2 separate regions of the Homo sapiens genome follow, and region 2 is linked to region 1. A link is an interaction called in ENCODE POLR2A ChIA-PET data of the cell type or tissue named here. Cell type or tissue: OCI-LY7. All regions are shown on one strand. Each heading gives the region's core, and the rest is flanking DNA. Links, peaks and the distances in the headings are about the cores only.

Region 1 (8,167 bases), core at 1,849-6,848:
AAGGAAGGAAATGAAAAAAATGTCCCAGAGAAGTGGAACCCTGTGGCTGGCATTGTTATTGCACTCTGTTGTCACCACAGGTGTGATTGGAGACATTATGTGGGCAAAGAATATTTCAGGGCTCTAGGCCTTGGAGCAGTGGAATTCCATTATTTCCAGCGAATGAGTAGTTGGGCAACTTGTGGGATGCGGAAAACATCTTTGGAAACCTCAAATAGTACCACAAAGAGGCAAGATAATCAGAATGATGATAGTGAAGAGCATGATGATGGAGGATACAGAATCACAGATGATGGCGCTGATTGTTTGCCTGGGTAAGAGACTACTTTTGTAATGCATGATACTAAAGGAGAAATATTATATTGTACTGTACTTTAGATGACTATTATCAACAATTCATGAAAATGTATTTTATAATCTAATTTTAGAATAAGCTAAAATATACACATCTTTTATTGTGGTCATAAATATAATGTGTCTTGGAAGCATGGGACAAAGTACTTAGTACATTATGGGTTAGTTAACAGTCTCTCAATAAATAGTGACAAAAATAATTTTTTATAAACTTTTGCAAAATTTTAACAATGTTTTGTGTGTGTTTATTCAATTTAGGCTTCTTAGTGTTGAAGAAAAGAAGAAAATAGGGCATCTTTGTAAATTGCTGATTGACCAAGGTCGAATCCAGTATTTGCAGCAGAAGGGATTCAGTCCTGCTTTGCAGTACTATACAGACCCTCTGGTGTCTTTGGAAAATGTTTTGTTAACTGCTTTACCAAATCATTCTTCATCACCAGAAACAACTGCTTAATGGAAAAGAAATTTGAGCATCATCTGTCTTCCACCAAAAAAAATTTTTTAATTATATTTTTATATCAAAAAAATATATACTTTAAATAGCAAATAATATGAACTTTAAAAAATGCTGTGGCCTCATTAAACTTTGGTAATAGCTTTTCTTTTTACTTCAGAAATCCAAACATTAGAGAATTCACCAAAGTAATCCTCTTTAGAAGGGCATCTTGAATTATATTATCCATCCGTATTTATGGAGATTGGTAAAGTAGTTGAACCGTTGACTTGGTGATCTGAAACATACATAACATGTCAACACATAATTAGCGTATTTCTGTTTGTATTAATTTTGGAAATTTATCTTCCTTTGATTTTATTTAATATTTTTTATTTCTTAAGTTCAAGAGGTAGTGATTGATTGTAACAAGGGCCAATCTGAGAATTTGACTTATATGTGGACATTTTTCCCTACAGATCTGGAAAGCACAATTGTGATTTTCTCAAATGCAGACAATTCAGAGATATTCACAATTAATAAACACAATTAATTAATGAAGTCACCTTCAAATTTCCAGAGCCATACATGTATATATTGTCAGAATCTGTCCATGACAAACACAAAACTGAAGAGCTGTTTTCAAAGAAAAAAGATTATTTCACTTAATTATTTTGTTGGATAATTGTCTAGTTAGAACTTCCAAAAAGATACTTACAAACATAATTCACAAATTTGAAATAATTTCTGAAGTTGATTAGCTATCTCATATCTTTTATCAGGTCATTTTTTATATATGTAGGCACAAACAATAAGTATGTTCTCTTCTGTTTGGGAAAATAATTTGGAATAAAATAGAAATTAGATAATGAAACCAAAAACCTTCTCAAATTTAGGCCTTATTTAACTCATGACTGGTTTCTATGCACAAGAAAATACTAAACCAAATATATGGTAGGACTGTTATTCTCTTCTGCATCTTATCCCTATTTTGTTTCTGCCTTTATTTGTAAAAATTGTCTTAATTGATGGTACATTTGCCAAGACAAAGGTTCAGAATTACTAATTTTAGATATTATGATATTCTGAAATAACTATTTTTATCCTGTAGTTCTATGATTATATGATTTGTAAATAAGAAGCCTAACCAATTTAAAATTCCTGACTTTAGTCTCATATATCTTGTCAGACTGTCTCGGTTCAAATTCCAAACCTACCATCTTCAGTTGTGCGACCTTGGGCATGCTACCTAATCTCTTTGTGCCTCAATTTCCTCCTTTTAAAATGGGGATGATGATGATAACAATAATACCTACCTCACAAGGTTGTTGTGAGCATCAAATGAGATAACACAAGTAAAATGCATAGAACAGTTCCAAGCACAGAGTAATTCAATAAATATTAACTAGTAATAGTAGTGGTAGTAACTCGTGAATCTTTTTAATAACATAATAGGCTTTGATTTTATTATCTCTTTAAGTTGTTAACTTTTTTCCCTTGTTATAAGTTTTATGTCAAGTAAGGTAGTTTGTTTAAGTTAGTTACCCATGTCCCCAATCAAGGGAACCTAAATGAAGATATATCATTAAATAATTAACCTTTTTTTATTGTGTCAAGCAATACTAATTTGTGTCATAAAATTTGTTTTGCATCATTCAACAATTTATGCCCAGAAATAAACAATATTCTACAACAGGCATAATCTCATTTATGTTTGATAAAATATACATACACACCCAAGAATTATCATACAGAAACAGTTCTGTGGCCCATTTAGCTTAATGGTATGTTTCTGACAATGGTATCAAGTACCTTAAAGGAAGATAAGTTTGTCCTTCAACATGCCAGCCTTAGGTCAGGATTATTGTTTTCCTAACTGTTAATTTGTCTTCACATATCATGAGAAAGTGACTGTGGGATATGCATACAGCTATTTCTTGTCCTGCAGAATTTTCAGATTCAACAAACCTCTTCTTGAACTTCAGATTCACCTGCACAATTACCACAACTTGCATGTTCCACAGGTGCATCAAATTTACTGCTAAGGGCCAGGTGTGGTGGCTTACACCTGTAATCCCAGCACTTTGGGAGGCCAAGGCAGGTGAATCACCTGAGGTCAGGAGTTCGAGACCAGCCTGACCAATATGGTGAAACCCTGTCTCTACTAAAAATACGAAATTAGTGGGGCGTGGCGTGGTGGTGCATGCCTGTAAGCTACTCAGGAGGCTGAGGCAGGAGAATCACTTGAACCTGGGAGGCGAAATTTGCCAAGTGAGCCGAGATTGCACCATTGCACTCTAGCCTGGGCAACCAGAGAGAAACTCCTCAAAAAAAAAAAAAAAAAAAAAAAAGACTGCCAAAATTAGAAATCATCTTCTGCCTCTACCACCTGATTCTATTCGCCAACCCATCTTCTGTACTTCATTCTCCATCTTAGCACCACCATCTATCCAGTTGCCCTCTAAACCAAAAACATTCATTGTAAACTCCCTTTTCTCATCTTCATTCAATTACCAATTCTGTCTCCTAATTGTCTTTATATATTCTCTGCTTTCCAAAACTAGGTCACAATTATGACTTTTTTGCCTGTCTTCCCCCAATCTGTCTCCATGTCATTGCTTCTATGACCTTGCTGCAATAAATCTAATCACCATTTCCTAAACATCCTCCACTGAATGTTAGTAAAAATTATTTCCTTTAGCTGAAAAACTCTGTCATTGTCTTCTCAGTTATATTCATTTTTCAAACTAGTTGTTGCATTAAGTTGAACTAAAATCTACCTTTTAAGTTAAAAATTCTTAACATTTTAAAATTATAAGACTATGATTTCTGTTACTATTGTTTCATTGTTTTTATTAACAAATAATTGTGCACTTTGTCCTCTTCCCCTGATCTTGGTTTAGCTTAAAGGCCCTCAATTAATTATCAGAGACTAAGTGATTGAAATCTCTATATCAAAACCTCACACTTTGTTCATTAAAATCTGTGTTCTCAGCCAGACGTGGTGGCATGCACTGATAGCCCCAGTTACTTCAGAGGCTGAGGTCGGATGATCTCTTGAGCCCAGGAGTTCAAGGCTACAGTGAGCTATGATTGTGCCTTTGAATAGCCACTGCACTCCAGCCTGGGCAACATAGTAAGACCTCATCTCTTTAAAACAAACAAACAAACAAACAAACAAAAAACTGTGTTCTCAATATTTTTCATCCCTAGGTAAATTTTTTTTTCTATTTATGGAATGACAGGGAAGGTCAGTTCATGGTCAAACTGCTATGTGTGGCAAGCTGGTAGAATGAGGTAGCAAAGCTTTAAGAATCATGTCTTCACTCACTTGGTTTTACTTCAGATGCTTAGCCAAAGGATTTATTTCCTTCCCCCACTTGAAAGACTTTGAATATCTTTAAAACCTCTCTCTCTATTTCACTTTTTTTCTTCCCACAATATTGACTAAGAGAACAGAATTTGACAGAAAACTTAAGATGGAATGAGAAATATATAAAGGAATTAATCAAAAGGCAGCAGTTAGTGATACACACATTACTCTACCAAAAAACATTTAATCTGTGTTATATACAAATCTTATACCTGCTCTTCTCCGTGACTCTTGTATGTATGTGTGCATAAACTGAAGGCCAAATAATTCCCGTTCCTCTTCTTCATCTGTGCCTTCACTGGGAGGAAGTGATACTTTCAATTTCAGTGGGTTGTCTCTGAAGTTGACAAACCTAGAAGTTCATCAAAAAACAGTATTTTTATAGGTGTCATGGAAGTGTACATTTATTTCCCTGGAGAAAGGTCAAATGATAATATACTAAATTACTCGTTTTTAACTGGTTTCAATAACTGAACGACTTGGTGAGATGTGATATATCTCAAGAATCTTATGTTTTTTTCCTAAGAGAAAAAAAAACACTAGCTTTAGACAACTTACTTTCAAAGCTTATAAAAGCAACTGTTAGTCTAGTTGCACAGGCTGGAGTGTAGTGGCATGATCTGGACTCATGGCACCCTCCACCTCCCGGGTTCAAGTGATTCTTGTGCTTCAGCCTCCCAAGTAGCTGGGACTAGAGGTGCACACCATGACGCCCGGCCAATTTTTGCATTTTTAGTAGAGACAGGGTTTTGCCATATTGGCCAGGCTGGTCTCAAACTCCTGGCCTCAAGTGATCTGCCTGCCTCAGCCTCCTAAAGTACTGGGATTACAGGTGTGAGCCACCACATCTGGCCTACAGCATATATTTAATGCAATACAGCTTAACTTCTAAGAGCAATTTTAACATATCTTAAATATAAAATTAGTGCTATGAACTTAGTTTCTGCATAATTTATATACCTCCATCTTACTTATCATTGTGTCTTCACCACCCAGTACAAGGCAGGTAGTTGCTGAACAAGTGAATAAATGAATTATTTTGTTATCGAAGTTTTGGGTTTTAGTGGGTATTCTCTTATTCTCATTTGTCAGAAGATTAAGCTTTGGAAGAAAAATACTTGAGGGAGCGTTCAAGATGGGTTAAAACTTAAATGTCACATCTGAAACAGTAAAAATCCTAGAAGAAATCCTAGGAAAAACTCTTCTGGACATTGGCCTAGGCAAAGAATTTATGATGAAGACCTCAAAAGCAAACATAACAAAACCAAAAATAGACAAATGAGATTTAATTAGAAAAACTTCTGCACAGTAAAAGTAATAATCAACAGTTAATAGACAACCTATAGAATGGGAGAAAATATATGTAAATTATACATCTGACAAAGAACTAATATCCAGAATCTACAAAGAACTCAACAAGAAAAAAACCAACCCCACAAGCGGGCAAAGGACATGAACAGACATTTCCCAAAAGAAGACATACAAGCAACCTAAAATAATCTAAAATAATTTTTAAAAAGAAAAAATGCTTGACAGAGTTTTGATAGTACTTAGTAAAAAGTTATATCTAGTGGCTTTTTGTTTGTTTGTTTTTGTTTTGTTTTTAAGAAATAGTCTCTGTTTCCCAAGCTGGAGTACAGTGGCGCAATCTTGGCTCACTGCAACCTCGAACTCCTGGGCTCAAGCGATCCTCCAGCCTCAGCCTCCCAAGTAGCTGTTATAGGCATGCACCACCACTCCCGACTAATATATCTGCTATCAATAACATAATTGTTTCCCTTTGTGCTTATTTAGGAAATAAACACTTTTATGCTTTTGATTTTTATGTTGTGAGTGAAGTTTTTTTAGCTGTATAATTTTCATGAAAATGTCATCAACAGAGGACATTTCTTTTTTTTTTTAGGTTGGTATTATAACATTTATTAAAATAATGCTATGGGTTAATACAAACAGCGAAGAACCAAAGAATTAAAATGCAAGCTATGTAAAATCCCAACTAAAACCCAAAAATGTCTAATGTATTCATTCATTTAGCTAACTAGAAGCCCAAAAGAGACAAGACACCCAATATAATAAAGTACTGCAAAACAATTGGCAATTTTCAGTTATCAAAATTGTGGATTTTGCAATTTGTATCCTTTTCTCAAGAAAAAAAATTCCTTTTGAATGTTATGTAACATACATATAAAACAAGATAGAAAAATACACTATAAACTTGTAACAATGGCTGTAAATATTTTATCTTACATGTTTCTCATAGGCAATAGGTTGGTTATGGTACATACATAGCATGAAACATAATAAAGAAAAGACAAAAATACTTGTCAGCTGTATGGTAACATACAAGTGACACTCCCATCTACCCATGCTAAAAAATTACATAATACTGTGAGAAAAAAAGTCTTAAAAACTACATATTTTAATAAGAAACAAATTCAATGAAGAATGATAATACTGAGAACCAAGGCATTCAGAGATTTCAAGTCATGCTTTTTTTCAGTTGATTCAAAATTTTGTCAACCAAGTTTTCAAAAGTTTGTTCAGAGCCAACATTACCCATAAAGGTCACACATTTATTATTTCATACATTTACTTTCTTCCCCATAAAAGACCTTTGATAAACATCTAAAATGGAAGACATTTCTTAAAGCTGATAAATCCCAAACTGCTTTAGTTTTAAGGATTCTTTCTTGAATAGACCAGTGTTATATGAATCCTATTCATCAAATTATAGAATGTCAACATTGGAAAAGATTTTTAAGATATCCATTCACATAAATAACAACTGAAATTTATTAATAACAATCTCTCTACAGTACTTTTTTCTGTAGCCAGAAAGAAAGCAAGGTTTTTCAGTTTTGTGCCTACAACTTTTTACCTCAGATTTGCCATTTCTTCCATGCATACTGGAATATCTTGCAGTTTATTGTTGCTGAGAACAAGAGTACCCAGATTTTTCATATTGCTGATTGTTTGAGGCAAGCATGTTATTTCATTTCGTTGCAGCCATAACGTATGTAGATTTTGCATTCTGAAAAATTAAGGTTTCTACAATTAATTACATATAATATGAAAATATTGGTTTTGGAGTTTTAACAAATAATTTTAAGAGGTAGGGGTCTTATCATGTTGTCCAGGATGGTCTCAAACTCCTGAGCTCAGGCTATTCTCCCCCTCAGCCTCCTAAAGTGCTGGGATTACAGGCGTGAGCCACTGCACCCAGCCTTTGGTTCTTATGTTAAAAATCAAATGTCTTTTACAACATCTTTAACCAGTATACTTATTGAGTTAACTGACATCACATTACCTGGTTATTAGAGAAACCACATCAGGAAGTTTATCTCTACAGTACAACTCTCATGTCATATGGCAATAGAAATGAAATCAAATCAACATATTCTAGAATTCTTTCACTATTCTCATAGGATTTCTTGAAGAAGAACTACTGTAAATGTTACCTAATCTGAGACAGAGTCTTAAGAGAACAATAAAATGATGAATATGCCCATTTATAGCAAAGCAGTATGCATAATGCGTAACATCATGAACTCTGGGGCCAGGCTGCCTAGGTTCAAATCCTAGCTTGCCCACTTACTAACTTGAGCGAGTTAGCTAACATCTCTGTCATTAGTTTCTTCATCCACTTGTAAAGTGCATAGAAGTGCTTGGCATATGCTAAGCAAGGTGGTTATTGTGGCATATTCTTGTTAATTTCTCAAAGTCAGCCACTTTTGGCCAGGTGTGGTGGCTCAGGCATGTAATCCCAGAACTCTGGGAGGCTGAGGTAGGTGGATCACTTGAAAAAAGCCAGTTTTTTCTTCTTCCCAAACCCTTTTACTTACTTGGAACAAATGAAAATATTCTGTTAAAACAGTGTATTTCAAACTAGTTGGACCTATTGTGATTGATTATGCTTGAGATCCCATTTGTCTTGCTTGGTTATTTTTCATAAGAGGTTTCAAGACTTTTATCATTAGCATAAAGAGTTATTTCTTTTACCTTTCTAT
Region 2 (7,645 bases), core at 1,391-6,390, 71 kb after region 1:
TTGCTTGAGCCCAGGAGGTCGAGGCTGCAGTGAGCTGTAATTGCATCACTGCACTCCAGCCTGGATGACAGTGAGACCCTGTCTCAAAAAAAAAAAATTTGTATTTTAAACATTTTTCTAATAAAATTCTCATTTATATTTATAAACAGCACGGAATAAGGATCAAATGTAAGATAAATTATATGAAAGAATGGGCTGGGCACAATGGCTCATGCCTGTAATCCTAACACTCTAGCAGGCCAAGGTGGGTGGATCACTTACTTGAGCCTAGGAGTTTAAGACCAGCCTGGGCAATAAAGTGAGACTCCCTATCTCTACAAGTGAATTTTAAAAATTAGCTAGGTACGATAGCACACATCTGTGGTCCAAGCTACACAGGAAGCTGAGGCGGGGAGAATCACTTAAACCCAGGAAGTCAAGCCTGCAGTGAGACATGTTGGCGCCACGGCACTCTAGGTTGGGTGAAAAAGTGAGACCCAGTCTCAAAAAAAACCGCACAAGAATCATATAAAATCTATGAAAATCTTAAACACTTTCCTGAGATGATATAGTACGTAAAAGTTTGCTCTGCTTTGAATAGTTTAAGAAATGCTGTGGTGGCTGGGCATGGTTGCTCACACCTGTAATCCCAACACTTTGGGAGGTAAAGGCGGGAGAATTGCTTGAGGCCAGGAGTTCGAGATCAGCCAGGGCAACATAGGGAGACCCTCTCTCTATAAAAAATTTTAAAATTAGCCAGGTGTGGTGGTGTGTGCCTGTAGTTCCAGCTACTCAGGAGGCTGAAGTGGGAGGATCACTTGGGCCCAAGAAGTCAAGGCTGCAATGAGTCATGGTTGCACAACTGCACTCCAGCCTGGGTGACAGAGCAAGGCTGCCTCAAAAAGAAAAAAGGAAAAGAAAAAAGAACTGCTGTGGCTAATGCTAATTTGGTTGTTTTATTCTCTAGTTCTGGATTCCTGTTATTAGAAAAACTATCTCAGGCTACTAGCATATATTTCTGCAAGCAAAAAAAAAAAATGTTTTTGAGAGCACTTAATTGTCAAATTCTGCTGTTAGGAAATCAGTGATGTATACATATAGCAGAATCTGTCTGAATTGGTAAATTAAAGACTGACAGAACTTCTGAAAATGAACAGACAACTGAATCTGCTTTGACAGTTTTGACATTCATTTCTAGGTAAATAAAAATCTTCTACTACTGCAACCGTGATAAGATAGTCTATTCATTCCTCTTTACTAGTCTATGAATTGGCCCAGTGGAGCTACAAAGAAATTCTCCTAAAGGTAAGGAAGGGAAGAGAAAAAAACCCAAAACTTGTATTGAGCATCTATTATGTGTCAAATACTGTCCTGCATATGCAGTATCTTACTTTTCATTACAACTGTTTAAGATAGGTATTATTATCCCCATTTTATAGACAGTTTAAAAAGTGAGGTTTGACTGAACAGATTGGCTCAAGGTGAGACACCTAATAAATCTAAGAGCTGAATTCAGTCCTAGGGCTGACTCAATCTGTGCTGTTTCCATTAGTTCATAGCCCTAGTAAATTTTCCTTCTGGTCAAAGTAGCTAGAATACAACTCCTATAGTTCAAGGCATAATTTTTGTTGAATTTTCAGAATCTCTGTATATTCTCTACATCTGTTAAAGTCATTGGAGAAATGAGTAAGAAAGATTAGCATGTGGAACCAAGATCCAAACGAAAATCAGGGGATTCAATGGTAGGAACCCCAATATGGTAGGAACTCCAATGCTAACTTGGATAATGCATATTTGCTGAAGAGAATGTATAAATATCCAAATATATAACATACAAAAATTATTACATTATTCCAAAAGACCAAGTAATTTATTGCTACCTACCTTTCTGGAAAACATTTTGTGATATATTACCTACATAGTACTACCCTTTTAGAGTAACTTGAGTGTAAATATGAATGACAAACTTACTTGTGAGAAGTCACTCATATATTATTTCTAATAGTCATGTAGTTGTTGGAAGAAAGCTGTCACTTAACCAAGTAATAAAATACCACCTTACTACACAGCAGAAGATTTTAAATAATCTTCAAAATGTTTATTTTTTGCTTTTCTTTTTTTAATACAGACAGTGTTTCACTACGTTGCCCAGGCTGGTCTTGAACTCCTAACTTCAAGTGATCTCCTGCCTTGGCCTCCTTCAGTGTTTTTACACATATTTTCTCCTCTGATTACAAAAATGTTATGAGTATGTAGGACAGATTTCTCAATGTTACCAATGTAGAAACGGACTCTAAGGGGGATGAAGTTGACCAAATTTGAATTTCACAAGTCTCCCCAGTTGATATGACTTTAGTGTTTCTAGCATCACAGTCTAATATGTGAGATTTTAGCCTTTGATGATTGATCTTCAGTTAGGGAATTAGAGTACAGTTTTAAAAGCTTTAACTAATTTTAAGAAAAAGCAAACAAACACTGGTAAGTAAACACTTTTTCTTATGAAGCCTGTCAATCTCGTGTTAAGGTAATTCCTCGTAGAAAGCAAATTTATAATAAAACCACATTATTTCAGGTTAACTAAATAAAAGAATAATATGAATTGATAAAACTGTGAAACTGCAATATTCTTAGGTATTTCTAAGAATAACATTAAGTAATCCCCTTAATTCACTCAGCTAGGAGAAATTCTTTTAAGAAAAATGCTTTGAAATACTAAAGTATTCAAGTGTGTTTGGAAGACCTTTCTTCATAGCACAAAAATAAACTTTAGTTCCTGTCCGAATGTTCATAAATTGAAAATTAAGGACATCCAAACTGAAAAGATTTCATTGCATTTTCTTTTTCACTTCAAATTATTAAAACAGCGAATTCAATCAATTTAATCTACAATAGGCTATACAAAATGAACAGTTATAGCTACCAAGAGCACCTACTATGCCTAGCATTGAACCATGCAATTTATGTTACTGAATGTAATTTAGTTAGATGGTACACTACATTATTGGAATGGTTTTATGTCAAAGAGCTTTTCTTTAAAACATTTTATACTAATCCTGGTAAACATTTCAATATTATAAAATCTATATATTTGTAAACTAAACTGTGTTGTTGTAGCAGAATTTTGTAAATAATGCATATGTAAAGTGTTAGAAAGTAAGTCCCATTACTCTAGATGCAAAATGAAGCTGATATCCATCCTCTCTGAACTAAATTATCAGTGTAACAAAGTGGTTAGGAGCATGGGCTTTCACATTAAACAGAGCTGAGGTCAAATCCTAACTCCACCACTTAGTAGCTATGTAATCATAGGCAGGTTATTTAACCTCTCAGAGTCTCAATGGTCCATGTGTCAAAAGCAGATATTACATTTGTTAAATGAGATGTATATATAGTATTAGCACAGAGAAACCAATCAACAATACAAGTTGATGTTAAGGGGTAAATGCAATATAATGGCAGAATAATATTAGTTTTATAAAGTATTCTGCTAAAGCTCATGTCCCTCTTTCTCCTCCTTTCACTGCCCCATGGTACCTCTCAGTTAGGTTCAGTAACTCTCCACTTATCTGGTGGTGGAGCATCCTGGCAACTTCATCTTAACATAGCTTCATGGCCCAGTGTACCTAAAATAGGTGCCACACAGCCTCAGCATTAAAACTGTCCACTTGACCCAGAGGAAAGGTATTTACACTCTCAATCAGCTCCTATTTGCCTTTGTTAGCAAATACTTCTTAATCAACTTGGTTATATGTCTTCTCAGAAAGTTAGGAAGGTGGGTGATGACCTGGCACAAGGACAATCTAAACGGGCTGAAAAACTAAAAATCAAACGCAGAATTGTATTGTTTCTAGTACAGTGGTGAATGTTCATAACATGTCTTTGCATAATCAAAAAAGCTTACTCAATATCCTCACTTTAAGAATTAACATGTATGAAATTTTTAAAACAAAATTAATGATTTCTCTCAAAAAAAAGTTTTTGAAAAGTTTTGGAACAAAGAGGCTTAGTTGTTTAGAAAAGTGAGGAATCATTTTACTGCATTAAATAAATAGAGGCTAGAGAAAGCATCTGTCACCACATCAGCTGTAAAGACAACTCGAGGTAACACAATTTAAACTGAGTTGGTTTTAGTTTTGTTTTGGTTTTGAGACAGGGTTTCCTCTGTCTGAGTAGCCAGGACTACAGGGGTGTACTACCACCCGTCTAACTTTTTTGTTTGTTTTGTGTGTGCGTGTTTTTAAGAAACTGGGTCTTGCTCTGTCACCTGGGCTGGAATGCAGTGGCACAAGCATAACTCAATGCAGCCTCAAACTCCTGGGCTCAAGCGATCCTCCCACCTCAGCCTCCTGCATAGCTGGGACTACAGGTGTGCTCCACCACACTTGGCTAATTTTTAAAATTTTTTGTAGAGATGAGGTCTCACTGTGTTGCCCAGGCTAGTCTCAAACTCCTGGCTTCAAATGATCCTCCTACTTGGGCCTCCCAAAGTGCTGGGACTATAGGCATGAGTGACTGCACATGGTCTAAACCACATTTACAGTAGACAAGGCACTGAAACATGGAATAGCTTTGATATAATGGTGATAATGTTAAGTAAAAAAAAAAATTAAGTAACTGGATTTCAACTTGTCATTTTTTTTAATAGTATATGCCTTTTTATATGTCACAGATACAAGTTGGCATACCTGAGTCCAATAAACTGTTTTGAAGTAGAGGTCTGTTACAGTCAAAGGACTCATAGATAGGACTTGGAGGTCACAAATACAGTTTCCCTCACCAAAATTATCATGACCCTCTAGCTTTGAAAAGCAGACTACTACTATGTTACAAAAGACAGTACTATAGAATATAATTAGCATTACAAGATAGGACTTAATTTCCAATACTACTATTAAGATGTCTAGTCTTGATCTCTTCTACCCTTCATGGCTCTATGCTATAATAATTTTCCACCTGTAAAATGTTAATAATATAATTTATACTTCTAGAAGACTTTGTGTTCGTCTTTTATATAATTGGTTTTACTAGCATTAAGACAGGAAAAACATAAATTCAGTATTACTACAAATTCTTGCTTAAGAAAAGATACATAAAATATTTAGAAATCTTTCTTATTTCCACAATTAAAATGAAGCATATATAAATTTCTCTCATTAAGCTGAATTTAATTTCTATAGGCCTGCTTATTTGATACATGGGCTTATGCTTCATAGTTTATTCTTACAATAAAAATATAAAAAACAAGTCCAAATATAAAAGCAAAAAGGTACAGATGTGAAATAAAACTAGCATGCAAGATAATTGTTTAAAGCATATTATGAATGGCAAATGAAACAGAATGGCTAGCAAATTATCAGTTCTCTATGAAGAATACTGTCAGATAATTTTTACTGTAAATATAACCTATCCAATGCCATTAATTTTGTTCTAAGCTTTACTGAGATAGAGCTGACACACAATAAACTGCACATACATAAAATATAAAATCTGAGGCTGGGCATGGTAGCTCACGCCTGTAATCCCAGCACTTTGGGAGGCCGAGGTGGGCAGATCATAAGGTCAGGAGATCAAGACCATCCTGGCCAACATGGTGAAACCCCGTCTCTACTAAAAATATGAAAATTAGCTGGGTGTGGTGGTGCACGCCTGCCTGTAATCCCAGCTACTCAGGAGGCTGAGGCAGGAGATTCGCTTAAACCAGGGAGTTGGAGGTCGCAGTGAGCCGACATCATGCCACTGCACTCCAGCCTGGCGACAGAGTGAGACTCCGTCTCCCCCCAAAAAAAAAAAAAAAAAAAAATATATATATACACACACACACACACACACACACACACACACACACACACACATATAATCTGATAGGCTTTGAAATATGTATATACTCATAAACCATCACCATAATCAAGATAATGAACATGTCTATCACTTCCAGAAGTTTCCTCGTATTCCTTGGTAATGCCTCCTTTCCAACCCTTCCTACCCTCCATACTCTGTCACCAGGCAACCACTCGTTGGTTTTCTGTTATTAGAGATTAGTTTGGATTTTCTAAAATTGTATGTAATGAAATCATATAGCATGTTTTCTTTTGAGTGGTGGGATCTGGCTTCTTTCACTCAGCATAATTTCTTTAAGATTTATCATGTTATAGAGAATATTAATTTTTGTGAAAAAAAATTCTCCAGAAAAAACACAGGCCCCCCACAAAATGTACTGTGATTTTATAATTTGCTATACCCAGACTTATTAAGTTGGATCTTACTTGAGATGTCAAAACAAACTCTAAAAACAAAACCAGCACCAGGTGTGGTGGCTCACACCTATAATCCCAGCACTTTGGGAGGCGGAGGCAGGCAGATCACTTGAGGCCAGAAGTTCAAGACCAGCCTGGCCAACATGGTGAAACCTCACCTCTACTAAAAATACAAAAATTAGCCAGGTGTGGTGGCACATGCCTGGAATCCCAGCTTCTAGGGTGACTGAGGCAAGAGAATTGCTTGAACCCAGGAGGCGGAGGTTGCAGTGAGCTAGGATTGTGCCACTGCACTCCAGCCTGGGAGACAGAGCAAGACTCCATCTCACAAAAAAAAAAAAAAAAAAAAAATCAGAAGGCCAATTAGCTGGGCATGATGGAGTCCTAACTACTTGGGAAGCTAAGGCAGAAGGACTGCTTGTGCCCAGGAATTCAAGGCTATAATGAGCTATGATCGTGCCACTCTAGCTTGTACAACAGAGCAAGACCCCATGTCAAAAAACAAAACAAAACAAAACAAATAACAAACTCCAATTGTTTACTTGTTCATATAAATAACTTGCTTTTTTAGATAACTTAAATTGGTATCTAATCTGGTTTCCAGCTTGGACATTCTAATTTAATGACATCCATAGTACTGTTCAGAATCCTTACTTGTCAGTTTATGCCAAGAATGAAACACTCTTTCCTTTCTAAATCTGAATCCAAAAAAAACTGTGTTTATTTCATTTAATTCTAAAGGTGAATTTTTGTTTTGTTTTTCTTTAAATTTTTCTAAATTATGCCTTTTTTTTTTTTTTTTTTTTGAGACAGGGTCCTGTTGTTACCCAGGCTAGAGTGCAGTGGCATTAACACAGCTCACTGCAGCCTCTACCTCCTGGGCTCAAGTGATCCTCTCACCTCAGCCTCCTAAGTAGCTGGGACCACAGGTGCACGCCACCACACCTGGCTATTTTTTTTTATTTTTTGTAGAGATGGGGTCTCGTTATGTTGCCCAGGCTAGTCTCAAGCTCCCAGGCTCAAGTGATTCTCCCACCTTAGCCTCCCAAAATGTTAGGATTACTGGCGTGAGCCACTGTGCCTAGCCAATAATGTCTTTCAAAAGAAATTTAGAATCAAAGTAATAGGAAGCACCCCTAACGCCCAGATTATAGCCTCTTATTCATTCTACACTAATACTTAAAGGAACAAGAGCCCCTGAAGAAATGAATGATTCCAGGTATGGGGTGGGAAAAGTATGAGGTGAATCCCAGAACATCTTTTGTGCCAAAAGCAAGGAAGCTTTTAAAAGTTAACAGGACAATGTTAATAGAACACATAGGAGCCAGGTTGAAGGGGTCACCACTACAATGATTTGAGCATTGAGAAGAATAATGATTGTAATTAATTAAACACATGAAATCAGTTGAAAT

Evidence for each region. ChIA-PET counts read pairs that join two places held together with the same protein. Peaks named below come from ENCODE experiments on the same cell type or tissue, not always from the same donor. Only the 100,000 strongest peaks of a DNase experiment are listed, where the experiment ranks them.
Region 2: POLR2A ChIA-PET joins it to region 1 with 6 read pairs; 3 of 35 experiments call an interaction of 5 or more read pairs at or near these places.

What each region holds. Positions count from the first base shown.
Region 1 is chr1:100,148,013-100,156,179 of GRCh38, forward strand. TRMT13 (tRNA methyltransferase 13) reads left to right here. Exons shown (of 11, transcript NM_019083.3): 10 at 1-314; 11 at 613-2,484. The coding sequence ends at 808. LRRC39 (leucine rich repeat containing 39) reads right to left here. Exons shown (of 10, transcript NM_144620.4): 7 at 8,160-8,167; 8 at 7,039-7,191; 9 at 4,373-4,512; 10 at 436-1,085. The coding sequence ends at 1,030. Among named protein-coding and RNA genes, the nearest start is that of TRMT13, 19 kb to the left of the region's middle. In OCI-LY7, for the core only: no CTCF peak of the experiment used is centred there; a DNase peak (open chromatin) is centred at 4,449.
Region 2 is chr1:100,219,265-100,226,909 of GRCh38, forward strand. All of the region lies in intron 4 of DBT (dihydrolipoamide branched chain transacylase E2), which reads right to left. Among named protein-coding and RNA genes, the nearest start is that of DBT, 27 kb to the right of the region's middle. In OCI-LY7, for the core only: no CTCF peak of the experiment used is centred there; no DNase peak of the experiment used is centred there.